2 separate regions of the Homo sapiens genome follow, and region 1 is linked to region 2. Evidence: read pairs that join two places in POLR2A ChIA-PET (ENCODE). Cell type or tissue: MCF 10A. All regions are shown on one strand. Links, peaks and the distances in the headings refer to the core of each region. The heading gives the core; the rest is flanking DNA.

Region 1 (8,099 bases), core at 1,165-6,164, 85 kb after region 2:
CTTGCAAATTTGTGTTTCTATTTGTTTTTTCTCTTTTTAGCCACAACATATTTTTGCTGTTAATGAGTTGGGTGAAGTATTTGGTTCCCCTCTACCCTTCCTATTGGGTATAGAATTTCTTTAGAAATTTACACTGCTGCTGTAGACATTCACATAAAATATAAGTGAAAGTGCTGTTGTTAGGTCAAACGGTATGGAATTTCCATTGTTGTTGTCAAAAAATGGCCAAATATTAACAGTTTCATGATACTTTGATAACAGTTTCCAATAATTTGTTCATTATCATAGCAATGTTAGTCTTTACTATTTTTATAACTCAGTGATGAGAGCCAGTCCCTAAATGAACTAGTGAAGTAGTGCAAAGAGCACACAGGGTCCTTGGTGAAAGATAGATTGGGGATTGAATTCTGCTTCTATACTGCCAACATTGTGACCATGGGCAAGTTGCTGAGTTTTGTTGAGCTTCAGTGTCCTTGTTTGTAAAATAAAAATGATAATGCCTGCCTCTCAAGCTTGCTGAGAAGAATGCCCCTGGCTCCCAGAATAATGTTTTATTTTGTCTAAAATGACTCTCAGGCTGGATGTGGTGGCTCAGGCCTGGCCATCATTTTAGGGAAGCTCAGGAGGGAGGATTGTTTGAGTACAGGAGTTCGAGACCAGCCTGAGCAAAAAAGTCCCTAAAAAACAAGTAAAAAATTAGATGGGCGTAGTGGTGTACAACTGTAATTCCAGCTACTAGGGAGGCTGAGGCAAGAAGATTGCTTGAGCCCAGGTGTCTGAGGCTACAATGAGCTGTGATCATGTCACTGCACTCTATCCTGGGTGACAGAGCAAGTCCCTGTCTCTGAAAATAAATACATAAATAAAATAACTCTCTTGAGTCCATGAGTCTGGTACCAGACTGGAAGGGACAAATCTTTGAGTCTCTACCTTTTCTCTGGATGATCTATGCTTGTTGATGGCTTCTTCTATTTCCATGTGCTGATGACTCATAAATTCAGATTTCTAGCCTCTGATTATTTTCTCCCAGATTCAGACTTGTATTTCTCCTGCTTTCTGTATGTCTTTTCCTGAATCTTCCACAGGCACTTTTCACTTAGCACACCTGAAATGATCTCATCCTTTCTGAACTTCCTGTCTGGAATTAAGAATTGTCTTCAGTCCCTGCCCTTAGGGTGGAGACTGGGAGTCATCCTAAGCCCTCTCTTCCATGTCTACCCTCACCTAAGTCCTGTTGAGTCACCAAGTTCTGTTTTGTTTCTAAGTGACTGGGATTTGGTAAAAATGAGCTTAAGATCACCCCATATAATTTTTGATTGTGTGATAGATCTAGGTCATGCTCTTCTACTTCCTGCCTTCCCTTTCTCTAAACCATACAACTGATATTATTAGACATTTTCTCATGAAGCCCCTCCTATCTCCATGATCTTTCTGCTGCTCTTTGAACCTTTTCCAGCTTTGTTAAAGCCCATGTCTAGGACAGCCTCAAGTATCCAGTGTAGCTAGTGCACTGTGGTAAAGAGAGGAAGAAAATGCAGTGTCAGCGCTGGATGGAGACTCTACTGAACAAGAGATGTGTTATCCTAGACAGAAAGGGTTTGTTATTTTTTTTTAATTTTGAAATAAAATTCTGTCTGATCGGAGAATTCTCCAAATTGATATGTAAAGTTACTACATCCTAATTCAAGGGGATTACATAGTGCTGACTTCAGTACCAGAATGTATTTCTTTTTTGCACAATTATCATTTGTCTTTGGAATTAATTCCAGTAGGCAGGAGCCAGTTTTAACTCCATGGCCTACAACCCTGGCATTGTTATGCACACTAATGTTCACAATAGAACAAAACAGCAACCTTTTTTCCCGTTGAGAATTTAAAAGACCTTTTTTCCCCTTGACGATTTTCCCATGAGGAAGGCAGATAGGATGTTGGTAAGCTTGGGCTTGGGGCCAGTTAGATCTTCTGGGTTCAAATCTCAGTCCCACCCCCACTAGCTCTGTGCCCAGGGAAACTTGCCTAACCTTTCTGGGTCCTATTTTCTTCACGGTACCTTCCTTGTCAAGTATACCTTCCTTGTCAAGACTTAGAAACAACGTGTGTAAAGCACCTAGCAGAGTGCCTAGGATACAGGAGGTGCTCTGGAGTGGTTAGTGGAGACCCAGATTATTCAGAATGTAAGCAGAGGGCTAACTGGTGGTCAGCCTGCCTTGCCCTGGTTTTAGGAGAGTTTCTGTTCCAATTCCAGACCTGTGGCATATCGGTGGTCAAGTAAGTCTTGTACCATAATCTACTCCAGCTGCCCTGCTTCCTCCTTAAATTAGACAGGAACCCCAGCACTTTGGGAGGCCGAGGTGGGTGGATCACGAGGTCAGGAGATCGAGACCATCCTGGCTAACACCGTGAAACCCCATCTCTACTAAAAATACAAAAAATTAGCCAGGCATGATGGCAGGCGCCTGTAGTCCCAGCTACTCGGGAGGCTGAGGCAGGAGAATGGCGTGAACCCGGAAGGAGGAGCTTGCAGTGAGCCGAGATTGTGCCATGCACTCCAGCCTGAGCAACAGAGCAAGATTCCGTCTCAAAAAAAAAAAAAAAAAAAAAAAAAAGAAATTAGGAACAACTGTATCAACTGTAAAGAACTGGGGAGACTAGCAGTATCTCTGCTTGGCCCATGCTTCACACCCCATTAAAACCCCAGTTTCTTCTTACAACCTTTGCCTTTTCTCTAGCTCTCTGTGGTCATAACGTTCTCTGAATTCCTAAAGCAATAATGCTTTTTATCATGATTTACTACTTGTTCATATACTCTGAGGTTGTTTCACATGTGTAAGTCTGTCTCCTCAAGCAATTGGAAGCACCTCTGGCAAAAACTCTGGCTGTTGTATTCCCCAAGGAGCTGGCCCCTGTGCGAAACTGGGGACAGGTGCAGTTTGACCTACTCTCCCTGTGTTCCCAGTCCCTTTTGCTACTCATGGATGTCTAGAAGCTCTTTCTGGAGCCTGCCATCAGGCATTGCCCAAGGCCATGTCCCATGATCCATCCATACAGTGTTGTCATCATTCTAGCTGTGATGTTCTGGGAGCTGTCCAGACAAGTAGTGATTATAAGACCAAGAGATTCTTGCAGTGTCCTGAATATAACACCAATCCAACATGCATTGATCTAATGCCTACATAGTGGCATGATTGTGCCATGATTGTGCAGAACATACGTAGCTGAGCAAGATAATGGGGAGTCAGAGAAATTATAAAACCACCTAATTAGTCCCAGTAAATACAAAGAGCTATGGGAAGGTCGATGAGGGTGCAGTTAATTCAGTCAGGGTTCAGGGTCTAAACAGGAAGTAAAATCTGACCTGAGCCTTGAGGAGTGACTGAGGATTTCAGCTGGGTATAGATAAGGGCATTCCTGAGTATGGGTGACCACTGTGTTAAGCAAGTGGAGTATAAGAGTATATACATAAGGAGGCCTGGACGCAGTGGCTCACACATGTAATCCCAGCACTTTGGGAGGCCGAGGCAGTCAGATCACTTGAAGTCAGGAGTTTGAGACCAGCCTTGCCAACATGGCGAAACCCCGTCTCTACTAAAAATACAAAAATTAGCTGGGTGTGGTGGCATACCCCTGTAATCCCAGCTACTCAGGAGGCTGAGGCATGGGAATCTCTTGAACCTGGGAGGCGGAGGTTGCAGTGAGCCGAGATAGCACCACTACACTCCAGCCTGGGCAACAGAGTGAGACTCTGTCTTAAAAAAAAAAAAAAAAAAAAAAGAGAGAGAGTATATATAAGCAGAATGATGGTATAGAGAGTACGTGTTTAGGATGAGGCTCAGAGAGGAGGCTTGGATGGGATTTGGAAGGGCATGTCAAAAAATGGCTGTGTAAAATGAATATTTATATATCAAATTTTGTTTTTTCTATGCTTCCTTTCTAATTTGGGGAAATGTTTTCATAGAAGGGATTTTAGGGCCAATGAATATTAAAATTCATAGTTAAAACACAAGGTTGTCAAGGGAAATTCCATATTTTAAAATGTGCATTTACTTCTCTAATACCGATTCAGTTCACACAGTCTATCACATACACAGGTGTTAAAATGCTGTATCTAGTTAACTTCACATTTTTCCCACAGGTATTGAATGTGTAAGCAGACACAGGGGTAACTCTCAAGGAACAAAATTGCCTGAAGGCTTTTCCACAGGTACAGGTAAAAATTGCCTTGGAAATGATTACATGACTTAGCAATGAGGGGTTAGTATTTCTTTAGGCTGTCAGCTGTGATGTAGCCAGTAGCATCTGAGCTTGAATTATCTCCATCACTGAGCCTCAGACATGTTTGGGCATGTCTGCTGAATGTCTGCCCTGTATCTGTGATGAGTTGGTGGTCTGTCCCATCAGTGTATTGATACTAGAGTCAAAAGCGGTTCCTAGAGAGAAAGTATCCTAAGAAAGGTGGAGTCAGCCACAGTAAGCTCTGATCACCAGAGGGTGGAGTGATTCTGATGTCAGTTTCTATGTGGGTCATGAGGAAGTGTCCTGTCTCAGCCATTCCCTGGACTCTGGCCTGAGTCCTAGAAAAGCTGGGGAGGGGTGAGTGGGCTGAATGTAAGAGCTCTTCCACTAAAGAATCTGTATGTCATTTGAGCACAAGACCACTGCTGCAATAGCCCTCAGGAGAGTATATTGTATAAGAGGGAGAAAGGCATATTTCCCTCTATCCACAGATGCTTGAAGCCAGAGGTTTCCAAACTGTTTTGATTGACATATTTATCTGTTAAAAAATGTCTGAGCTCTCTCATGTATTAATGTCTTACATATTTTACAAAACATATAGAAGTAAAAATCTGAAAGGTTAAAATAAAAATTAAACAGAAGTTCTAATATTTTCATCACACCCCAAAGGTTTGCCTTGCATCCCCCTTTATGATGAGTCCCCCATCATGAAGACCACTACTCTAGAGCATTAGTGGGAGGGGCCTGGCAGTGCCCAGAAATAACAGCTCTTCCTGGTAAAGGTGCCCATGATGCAGTGAGTGTGCATACATGTGAAATTCATGCTGGAGCTTCATGAGATTCTACTTAGGGCCCTGTTTTCAGGGAGCTAAGACTCTGATAAGGAGGTTAAAATAAAGATGGAGAGAAATGTAGCACATTACCAAAAATGTTACTCCATTTGAACTTCCAGGCTGGTGAGCCATGGAGGAACTTGAGTTGTACAAATTAAACATCTTTCTGAGACAGTATGTTTGTATTGCATTTTAGAATTTACCAAGCACTTTCACTTGTAACTTCCCAAAAACTCTGTGGGATATGAAGGATGGAAATTGAGAATGTCTTGTTTTATTTTATTTATTTTTTTTGAGACGAAGTCTCGCTCTTTCACCCAGGCCGAACTGCGGTGGTGCTATCTTGGCTCACTGAAAGCTCCGCCTCCCGGGTTCACGCCATTCTCCTGCCTCAGCCTCCCGAGTAGCTGGGACTACAGGGGCCCGCCACCGCGCCTGGCTAATTTTTTGTATTTTTAGTAGAGACGGGGTTTCACCATGTTAGCCAGGATGGTCTCGATCTCCTGACCTTGTGATCCACCCACCTCGGCCTCCCAAAGTGCTGGGATTACAGGCGTGAGCCACCGCACCCAGCCAGAAATTGAGAATTTCTTTAAGCCAATTTGGTTACACTCAGATTTCAGCTTCATTTTGGAAATCACAGTAACCACCCAAAAAGTTTGGGGTGGTGATAGTTACTTCTTCTATAGGCTTGATACCAAGCTGTAATGAATTCAAGCCTTAGACCAAAATATCATATAGAGATATTTATTAGACTAGCATTAATTTGCAAAGCAGGCACAAAATATTTCATACAGTCTGTTTGATAGATTGATGAACTCTCAGCTCTATTTTGTTTTAGGTGCTCTAACTATATATTAAGTAAAAAATAAAAAGTAAAAGCTTTGCTCTATTTAGGATTCTGCATCCTTTGTATGTAAATCAGAAATCCTTTTAAATCAATGGTTGGAGACAAGGACAGATTAGGGATTAAGTCTCAGGCAACATCACTCAAGGGTACAAAGTTGAGGCATCAGAGAAGTCTTGCCCTTTTTTCTTACACATGTTTCTAAATTATTTTAGCTAACCCATATGTCTTGAATACGTTTAATTTCACCAGGTAAAACCCATTTCTAAACTTTCAGCTTGCTAAATGGTAATGGTTATTGACTGAAGTAGGAGTGAGTCCATCCCCTTTCTGATGTATTGTTGCCTGACACACACACCCACTTTCGGACTGTACATTTCAGGCATTGCTTTAGCTGACTTTGCCTAGAAATGAAACTTAAATTAATTGTCACATATATCAAACCAATTAGAATGAAGTATTTAAAAATAAATTACAGAGCTTGTAACATTGGATTATCATTTTACAGACACTGAAGCTTATGATCTATGATTTGCCTAAAGTTTTTCAATTTGTGAGTGGGGATAAGACACTGAACCCAAATGTAAATGACTCTCAATTCCATGCTGTCTTTGTAATACCAATGCCCCTGACTATATGGTCACTTCCAATGCTGACCTCTTGGGATTGAGGCACTCTGGCCCTTGGCCACTTTTTAAAAAGCCTAAAGTTTAATTAATAGTAATAGTCCAACGTTAAAAAGTAAGGAATCTGTGTCTTCTGTTGACCTGGTTCCTCCTGTAATTCTTCCTGAGGGGAGGAAAGACAGTATGTATCAGATTTATGAGGCTTTGCTTAGATTTTCCAAAGGTAACTTCAGTTGCTTTAGTTCTTATAACTCTTTTCCTCAAGGAAATCGGGATACATTTTCTAGGCCCTGAGGGACATTTGTGTGTAGCCACATGGACCCTGAAGGCCATGACCCAAGGGCAGGGGCTGCTGTGGATAGTAAGATACAGATGAAGTGCTGGGCAGGTCAAGAACCTGGAAGACACAGCTGGGTGGGACCATGCCAGGAGCAAAAGTGAGAAGTTCAAGGTGGGCCAGACCAGAAATATGCTAGACAGGTACCATGGGATTTTAGAGGTTCCAGCCTATGGCAGGGATCACCTGGCCTTGCCCAGAAGAATGTAGGTTTTAGGATAGAGCAAGAATAACCAGTGTAAAATTAGCACATTTTAAGATACTGGGCGTAAAAAGCAGGAATCCCAAACTGAGAATGTTTAGTAAGAAGAATGTGGATACTGAAGAACTCAAAAGACTTTTGTCTGAATGGGGTTCTTTCTTTTCTTTTGTTTCTTTTTTTTTTTTTTTTTTAAGAGTTTTGCTCTTGTTGCCCAGGCTAAAGTGCAATGACACAATCCCAGCCCACTGCAACCTCTGCCTCCTGAGTTCAAGTGATTCTCCTGCCTCAGCCTCCTGAGTAGCTGGGATTACAGGCGTGCTCCACCACGCATGCTAATTTTGTATTTTTAGTAGAGACGGAGTTTCACCATGTTGGTCAGGCTGGTCTTGAACTCCTGATCTCAAATGATCCACCCATGTTGGCCTCCCAAAGTGCTGGGATTATAGGCATGAGCCACCGTGCCCAGCCCCATTGTGTTTCTTTTGCAGTGCTTTTGCCCTGGACCCTCTAGGCTTCTGATACATGCTAAACCAGGGTGCTTTTTCCACATTGCTCCCCACCCAACACTCTGCAGGGCCCAGATAACTCCCTGAGAGGTGCCAAGTGGCCCTAAATTTTTTACTTATTCCTATTCTTGTGTGCTGAGGCCAGCCTGTGAGTCCCAGGGTCCTTTTCACAGATCTCTCAGTACTCCCATCTGGTTCCTATACCGTGGGATTCCCGGCAGCCCCTCTAACCAGACAGAGTGCTTGAGGTAGAGGCACCATTTAAATCACCCTCTAGGACCTTTGTTACTGGTTTATAATTCATAAAAGAGATTCTCTAGTACTTATTACTCAATAAGAACAATGACATTGGTGTTTGACGTACAGGATTTGTTTAAAGGGGCATTTTATAGATCTGTAGGGCAATGGCCATTTCCAAAGCAATGACATTGTAGTATTTCAAAACAAAAGCTATTTTGGACAGGAATTCAAAACTGAACTCTGTAGATCCAAAGAGAGTTTGACTTGTGTATAGG
Region 2 (8,099 bases), core at 1,876-6,875:
AGAGTTATCCCACAGGGATTTCCCCTTCAGCCTGCTGAGCTCACGGCCAGCCACCTCAGGCCCAGGCTACTCTGTGAGCCCCGCTCAGGCCCAGGCTGCTCTGTGAGCCCCGCTCAGGCCCAGGCTGCTCTGTGAGCCCTGCTCAGGCCCAGGCTGCTCTGTGAGCCCCGCTCACATCATGCGCTGGCCTCATTCCTCTGAGTATCCAGTATGTTGACTGGGATCGCCTTGAAATACTTTAAACTGGTTCAAAGTGGAAACAAAACAAAACATTAAATCCAAAGTAGGGGGCAGGGTGGCCACCTTTGTTGTGACATCTATAAGAGGGCCAACTGACCTATTCAGGAAAAGAATGGCCTTTTTTTCCTGAGATTATAGTCTCCCTCCTTTTTAGTGTTAAAATGCATTTTTACAGAATGATTCTGAGAGATGAGGGTTATCACTGTAAACGTATATTTGCTTGGCAAAAGAAAAAGCAAATGTAAATCAGTTCCCTAATTCTTTTAATATATTTTCCTATCTGTAAAATACCAAAGTCTGGCCAAATGCAGTTTGCTACTCCCTGTGGTCAGTCTTACCTTTCCCTTTATTTGACAACTTAGGCAGAAAAGTGGGGTCAACAATCCTCAGTTGTAACTTCCTTATTTTCCCTGTCAAATTCTCCATGGATTTTTCTGTGCTGTGACCCACATAGAAACACAAAAATAATAGTGTGGTGGAATGAGGATAATGTTTCTTCACTAACTGGGTCACTGTTTTATAGATAAATTTTGGTCTAGAGTAAATGGTTGGCCTGATTTTGCACCCCTTTGGATCATTTTGTTCCTCTGGAGTTCTGGATGGAATGTGACCTTCCTGGATGGATGTGTATGTGGGACTCCCATGGGCAAGACTTAGATTTTTGGCAGCCAGACCCTCAAGGCAACTGGGAGAGGATGTGGAGGCTCAGCCTCCCTGTTATTTGAAATTTCTCAGAGGCACACAATAATTTTGAAAGATTTTTAAATGGGAATAAGACATTTTAATATCTATGATTAATTTAAATAATTTTATCAACTGAAGTAATGAAACAGACTTCTGTATTAAGGGATATAATTACAGAAGAATATTATTTTTAAAAAATGTTTTACAGCCTCAATTTAAATAAATTGTAAAGTTTAAAGAAAAAATGTGGATCTACTCTGATTGAGACAGGTTTTGTGTTTGGCTTTATGGAGTCTAAATTGAAAATTGCTAGTGTAGAAAACCTGAACTGAGATTTATTTTTGAGAAGATATTTAAAGAGAACAGATAGTTGAGATCTAAGTAGGTAGAGGCTGGGAAAATGAGTTTGTACTGAAGCCAGAACACATGGTGTCTTCACTGGAAATGAATGTTCCCAAAGAATAAACTTTTGTTTGTGTGTATTTATTTATCAGTAGTAACAATTGCTTTTGAATGAGCTAGGACATTTATGATTATAGGGTGTGGGTTTCTTATGGGCACACACAGAGACTGTGAGCTCAAGGCCATGTGAAGAAGGTGGAAATATCTTCCCCGGTTAATTTTCATGGGCCAGATTGTTAGAAATATGTCCAAGAAGTGACTTCATAAAACTTTGAAACTTGGCTGAAAACCCTGGCAGATCTGCATCATCTGGTAAATATTTAAGACCTTGTATATATTATTTTCAAGGAAAGGTAATAAACTGTAGAATTTTTTTTTTCAACAAAAATGAAACACTGTGGGGTTGTTAGCTTTTGCATCAGAACTTTGGTAAGAAAATGTGTTTGTTTTGGTTTTAGGTTTTTTTTGGTTATTTATTTATTTATTTATTTTTTTGAGACAGAGTCTTGCTCTGTCAGCCAGGCTGGAGTGCAGTGGCACGATCTCGGCTCACTGCAAACTCCCTCTCCTGGGCTCAAGCAATTCTCCTGCCTCAGCCTCCCGAGTAGCTGGGTTTACAGGCGTGTGCCACCATGCCCGGCTAATTTTTATGTATTTTTTTAGTAGAGATGGAGTTTCACCATGTTGGCCAGGGTGGTCTTGGACTCCTGACCTCAGGTAATCTGCCCGCCTCGGCCTCCCAAAGTGCTGGGATTACAGGCGTGAGCCACCGCGCCTGGCCCGTTTTGGTGTTTGTTTGTTTGTTTGTTTGTTTTGTTTTTTCCCCAGAGGGGGAGAAAAGAGATCTCATTTCTGATAGATTTAGGTCAGTTTAAATTCTTTTTCACTGAGGTTGACCTGATCAAAGTTTGCCTAGTGACTCAGCAAAGTCTTGCCATGTGGAGGCTTCATTTTTCATCACCTGTTGGTTTTTCCTTTTCTTAAAAATTTATTTCTTTATAGAGACATTTTGATATCATTTTAAAATCTCAGCACGTGACAAATACAAACTGAAAGTGCGAATTCTCATGTAATAAGAAAATTAGAAAGCAGACAAATATCAAGGCCATCTTTCCTCAGGTGATAGCCTTTTGTTAATGATAGTATCTTGGTTTCCTCAGGTGATAGCCTAATTAATGACATCATCTTGTATTTCTGTCCTAATGAAATTCACTTCTGTCATCTCAGGTAAATGGTAAAGAACTCATGGGTAAAGGTAAATGGGTAGAATACTCACGTTCCTATTTTAAAACTTGAGAAATAGAATCACAGATCAAGAATGACTTTCCTGTCTCCCTTTTTCTCAATTCATTGTTCTACTGGTAATAAGGATAACACAGATGTTAACAACTTACTTAATGCCAAAACACTTTACATGTATTATTTTATTTTATTATTTCTTGTGAGATAGGTATATTCCCATTTTTTTCAGATGAGGAGAGAGTGACTTTCAGAGATTTTTTTTTTTTTTTTTTGAGACGGAGTCTTGCTGTGTCGCCAGGCTGTAGTGCAGTGGCGCGATATTGGCTCGCTGCAACCTCCACCTCCCTGGTTCAAGTGATTCTCCTACCTCAGCCTCCCAAGTAGCTGGGATTACAGGCGCGTGCCACCACGCCCAGCTAATTTTTGTATTTTCAGTAGAGACGAGGTTTCACCATGTTGGCCAGGATGGTCATCTCTTGACCTCATGATCTGCCCACCTTGGCCTCCCAAAGTGCTGGGATTACAGGTGTGGGCCACTGTGGCCAGCCAACTTACAGAGATTTTAAAAATTACTGAAATTTACAAAGCTGGAAAATGGCAGAACTGGGAACTGACCCATTTCTGACTTCATGGCCTGTGCTTTAAACTGTTACACCATATGTCTGTCCAGTTATATGCTACAGAGAAAGCAACTTCCACAGGCCAGTTGAAGCCAGCTGCCTTTTACTGGGCTCCCAGCCTGGTTACCGTCCTCCTATTTCTGACATTAAGCAAAGCAGAAGGTTGATTTAGACCTCCCAGGAAAGGGTTCTGGAAAAGCTACAGGACCCTGTTCTTGAGCTCAGGGTCATCTGTCACTGGTAAGACCCCTCTCTAAGATGTTTTAAAACAGCATGTCAAAGACACAGTAAATGAATATATCCTCTATGTAAAGGCTTAGTAAACAGCAGCTCAGTAATTGCCCTAAGTGTAAGCAGGCAAGCCAGAGGCCTCAAACTGGACACGCCTTCCCAGTGTGTAGGCAGGCATCATCTCATAAGATTTACTCCCACCCTGGCCTCTTCCCTTTTCTGTTGACTTGGCCAGAGTCTCAGCTTTTCCTTACCAAAGATCAAAACTAAGACTTCTTGGCTCTCCAAATCAGATCGTCACTAGAGTTTGGCCTGCTGTCAGTAAAGACAAGCTGAGTTGGCCTGAACTTTCCTCCCTTGGCATCCCAGGAAATTGAACCTCTGCTGAAGGACCTGAAAACAACACCTGTCTGTCTCATACCGTAGACATAGCTTTGACTCAAAAACTGAACGTTCCTGATGCCAGGTAAATGGTATCTCAGGGGATGCCATCCAGACTCCCCAGCTTTTAACCCATTTATCTTTAGAAACTTAGCTTTTCTCTTTCAGACCCTTGGCCTGTAAACATGAAATTCTATTTGGGTACAAAGCTAATTCCAGAAAAGGGGGTCCTTTCTGGACTACTTCTGTTTTTGCATCGTAGTAGCCATCTATTGTTACTTTGTTGATTATTAATTTTCTAAAAGGAATAGTTTTGTAGGACACATACTCTAGACCCTATTTGTGCAAAATTTACTATAATGGAAGTTGCCTTAAATGCCTGACTCTGCACTGTTTGTTTTAGAAGGAGAAAAGACATTTAAACTCTGCATTTATCTTTCTGCTTGGTTCTGTGAGCTAGTGAGATTTAACTCTTCAATTTCCTCATGACTCAAAAATTCAAATATCTTAGCCACCCACCACAACAAAATATCACAAGTGTTCTTAGAGCTTTAGGAGGAGGAAGAGTGTGGTCAGAATGCTGCCTTCTTTCTAATACCACAGTCAAAAAACATTTTCTCACTTACTGATTCAATACAGAAAAACTGACCTTTCATTTTAGCTTTTGCATGTTAAGAACATGATTTCTAACATTCCATTCATTACAGCAAAAGCTCATTATTTTAAATGTCTCAGATGTTCATTATCATGCCATGTTTCCTCTTCTGCTTCCTAAGAGAGGAGGTAGTGTCACTCACATCTGGCAAATGGGAAAGAGTTAAACAGATAAGCCATGACTCATCAACCAACTCAGCTCTGGCCCCAGGCAGCAGGTGGTTCTTTTGATCTTTCACTAAATGGGGACTTTTACAGGAAACAGTCCTTGAGGAAGGCAGTTTAAGTAACTTGGCAGTTTTGTAAGCAGCATGCATGTAAACTAGAAGATAATCTTTTCATGCCCAAACATATTATAAATTAGGGATGGAACCAGATGCAAAAGGGACCCCAAACATGAGATTTCTGTATTGCACACATTATTCAGTCATGAGCCATGGAAACATAATTGGTAATGTCTTGCCTGTGTCTTGAATCCCAAATTGAAGACGGGGAATGAGGGGCTCTATATTTAGAAGGTTATGTATGATACCAAAGAAAATTACCAACATGGGATCAAGGAGTGAACAAATCAGTTTGAAACTGAGCAAGAAGATGGGTGCATCACCAGGAGGATGAAAGAGGATCAAGACTTGTAATATTCGAATGGGGAATATGCATCTATATCTGTGAGGTGGGGGTGGGTAGTTAACACTAGAACTATACTACAGTTACAACCAGGTGTCCAATATATGGACATTTATATTAAAGATTACAAAAATTTTAGTTTTTCTTTTTCTTTCTCTTTTCTTTTCTTTTTTTTTTAAGACGGAGTCTTGCTCTGTTGCCCAGGCTGGAGTGCAGTGGCACGATCTCGGCTCACTGCAACCTCCGCCTCCTAGGTTCAAGCAATTCTCCTGCCTCAGCCTCCTGAGTAGCTGGGACTACAGGCATGTGCCACCACGCCCGGCTATTTTTTTGTATTTTTAGTAGAGATGAGGTTTCACTGTGTTAGCCAGGATGGTCTTGATCTCCTGACCTCGTGATCCGCCCGTCTCGGCCTCCCAAAGTGCTGGGATTACAGGTATGAGCCACTGCATCTGGCCTATTTTAGTTTTTCTTAACTCCCTTTATTATCCCTTGAAAGAAGTCTTGTGACTTTAAGTACCTTCATGGGCCATGCAGTTAATATCCTAGTAAACCACGCTAGATGTAAGATGGCAGGGAATGGTAGGCCCTATAGCAATTGGACATTGATATTAACACACACACACACACACACAGACACATACACATACACACACACACATATGCCCTATAGCAACTGGGCATTGATATAAATACAGACACACACATTCTCATGCATATACATATCTACCTTCAAGAATTCTTAAGGTCATATTTCAGCTATTATTATTGTCACTAACCTGGTTCCCTGAGAGTATTTCACAATGCCAGGGAAGGGCAAGAAAAGAGGGGCTTCAGGACCTACATTTATAGGGCAGCAGTCATGTTTAAGTCTTCTAGTAAGCTCTCATCCAGCAGCATTGAGATAAACTAAATCAAATGGGTTCTAATGTTGGCTGTGGTAGATTCCATGAGATAGTGCCTCAGATGGTATTTGGATAATCTAGTCCCACTGAATGTTCATAAAAAATAGAAAGTTCCTCACAGGCAAGAGAGTTTAAAGAGATACACAAAGTAAGCTAAGAATACTTTGGATATTGTCTATTATACATTTTATGTATTGTCAGTAAAACAACCATTTGCATCTTCTCTTCAAACTACTAACTTTCCCTTCCTCATCCTTGCTTTCAGTTCATGACATTGCTTCCTATTTCACTGAGAACACTGAAGCTGTCAGGAAGGATGCCCACAGACCCATGCTCTCAATCATGTACTTACCAACATCTGTACCCCTGCATTCTGTTTTCACTCTCTTATTACATATGAACTGTTCATTCTCCTGTCAAAAGTCAGTTCCTCCTCTTCTGCATTGGATTCCACCACCTCTCACCTAGTCAAGAACATAGCTCCGGAGATTCTCCTCTCTTCATATATCATCAGTTTCTTCCTCTCTAGTAGGACACTTCCGTCAGCACACAAACTTGTCTCTCATCTTAAAAAATCATTTTTTGAGTCACTTTCCACTCCAGAAATCAACTCTTTTCTTGCCTCCCCATTTGCAGCAAAATTCCTTGGAAAAGTTGTCTACTTTTGGTGGTCTCTGATTCCCCTTCCTCTATTCTTTAAAAACTGCATTCAAGTTTTTCACTCTCCCCACGGCCCACACCATTGAAACTGCTCTTGCCAAGATCACAGGCAGTTTCCAGTTTGTTAAATCCAATGGTCAGTTTCTTGTTGCCAACTAATTTTATGTATCAGTTGCATTTTATATGATTAATTCCTCCCTTCTCCTTGATATAGTTTCTTCGCTTGGCTTTCAGGATTTCACATTCTTGGATTTCTCCTACCTCACTGGTCACTGTTTTTGGTCACCCTTGCTGATTACTCTTCTTATTGGACTCTTAAATTGTTGTGCTCAGGACTCAGTCCTAAGGCTTCTTTATCTATATTCACTCCCATTGTGATCTCTTGTGGCTTCAAATACTACCTATATGTTGATGGATCCTAAATTTATATGACTCAACCAAACATCACTCCTTAAGTCTACTTGTATATCTAACTTGACATCTCCACTTGTATGTCTAGTAGGTATCTCAAAATTACCATCTCTAAAACTGAATTTTTAAATCTCCCTTCCTGTGCCAGTTCAGATTCTTGGGAATATATGTCAAGATGGAATTAGAATTTCAAGAGATTTACTGGGGGAGAGTGGAGAGTCATGTCAGCAAGATGGCAGAGTCCTTCCACAACACAACAATTAGACAGCTATCCATGAATGAAAATAGCTTTAGGAGAGCCCAGGAGTCCAATTAAGAAGCTGCAGCGAGCTTGCAGTGAGCCAAGATCGCGCCACTGCACTCCAGCCTGGGAGACGACAGAGCGAGGCTCCATCTCAAAAAAAAAAAAAGAAGCTGCAGCAACATAGTGGAGAATTAAAAAAAAAAAAAAAAAAAACAACGGGTGGCATGAGAATAACTGCACTGCACAGAAAGGCTAGGAAGAACAGTTTCATTTTGCCTGCATTATTTCATTCCCCAGGCCAGCATAGCTCAGCACCAAGAGAGCACTCCCAGGCCTGTGAGTTCCCCTCATAGAGCAAAGTAGAGCAGGGTGAGCAACCTGCTTCCCCAGCCTTTTTGAGGGACTGCCTAAAGGACCTTCTTTGGTTGCACTCCACTAATACTGCTGAGGAGATCAGCATAACTGAGACATTTAGAAACAGATAAGAACAAAAGAGAAGGGTGGGGGCTATCAATATCACTATCAGCCATGGAGTGGGTGCCACCATGGTTCCCAGTGGACTGCTCTGCAAAGGACCTCAGCAGTCATCACAACTGCTATTAGCCCCCTGGAGAAGGAGACACTGCTGCACGCCTGCCCTCCTGCCCGCTGAGAAGGAGTTGCTGCTGCACCACTCAGGCTGGAGACACCACTCCACCCCCTTGGCAACTGCATGCATGCCTGTACCCTGGTCTTTCTGCATACACCTGTGCTCCAGACCCTGACTCTCAATTGCTTCATGAGTGCCTGTGTATTGCA

The links. Peaks named below come from ENCODE experiments on the same cell type or tissue, not always from the same donor. Only the 100,000 strongest peaks of a DNase experiment are listed, where the experiment ranks them.
Region 1: POLR2A ChIA-PET joins it to region 2 with 6 read pairs; 2 of 35 experiments call an interaction of 5 or more read pairs at or near these places.

The regions. Positions count from the first base shown.
Region 1 is chr14:32,341,167-32,349,265 of GRCh38, forward strand. The region is part of intron 1 of AKAP6 (A-kinase anchoring protein 6); the gene reads left to right. Among named protein-coding and RNA genes, the nearest start is that of AKAP6, 16 kb to the left of the region's middle. In MCF 10A, for the core only: no CTCF peak of the experiment used is centred there; no DNase peak of the experiment used is centred there.
Region 2 is chr14:32,255,203-32,263,301 of GRCh38, forward strand. No RefSeq gene overlaps it. Among named protein-coding and RNA genes, the nearest start is that of RNU6-8, 56 kb to the left of the region's middle. In MCF 10A, for the core only: no CTCF peak of the experiment used is centred there; a DNase peak (open chromatin) is centred at 4,659.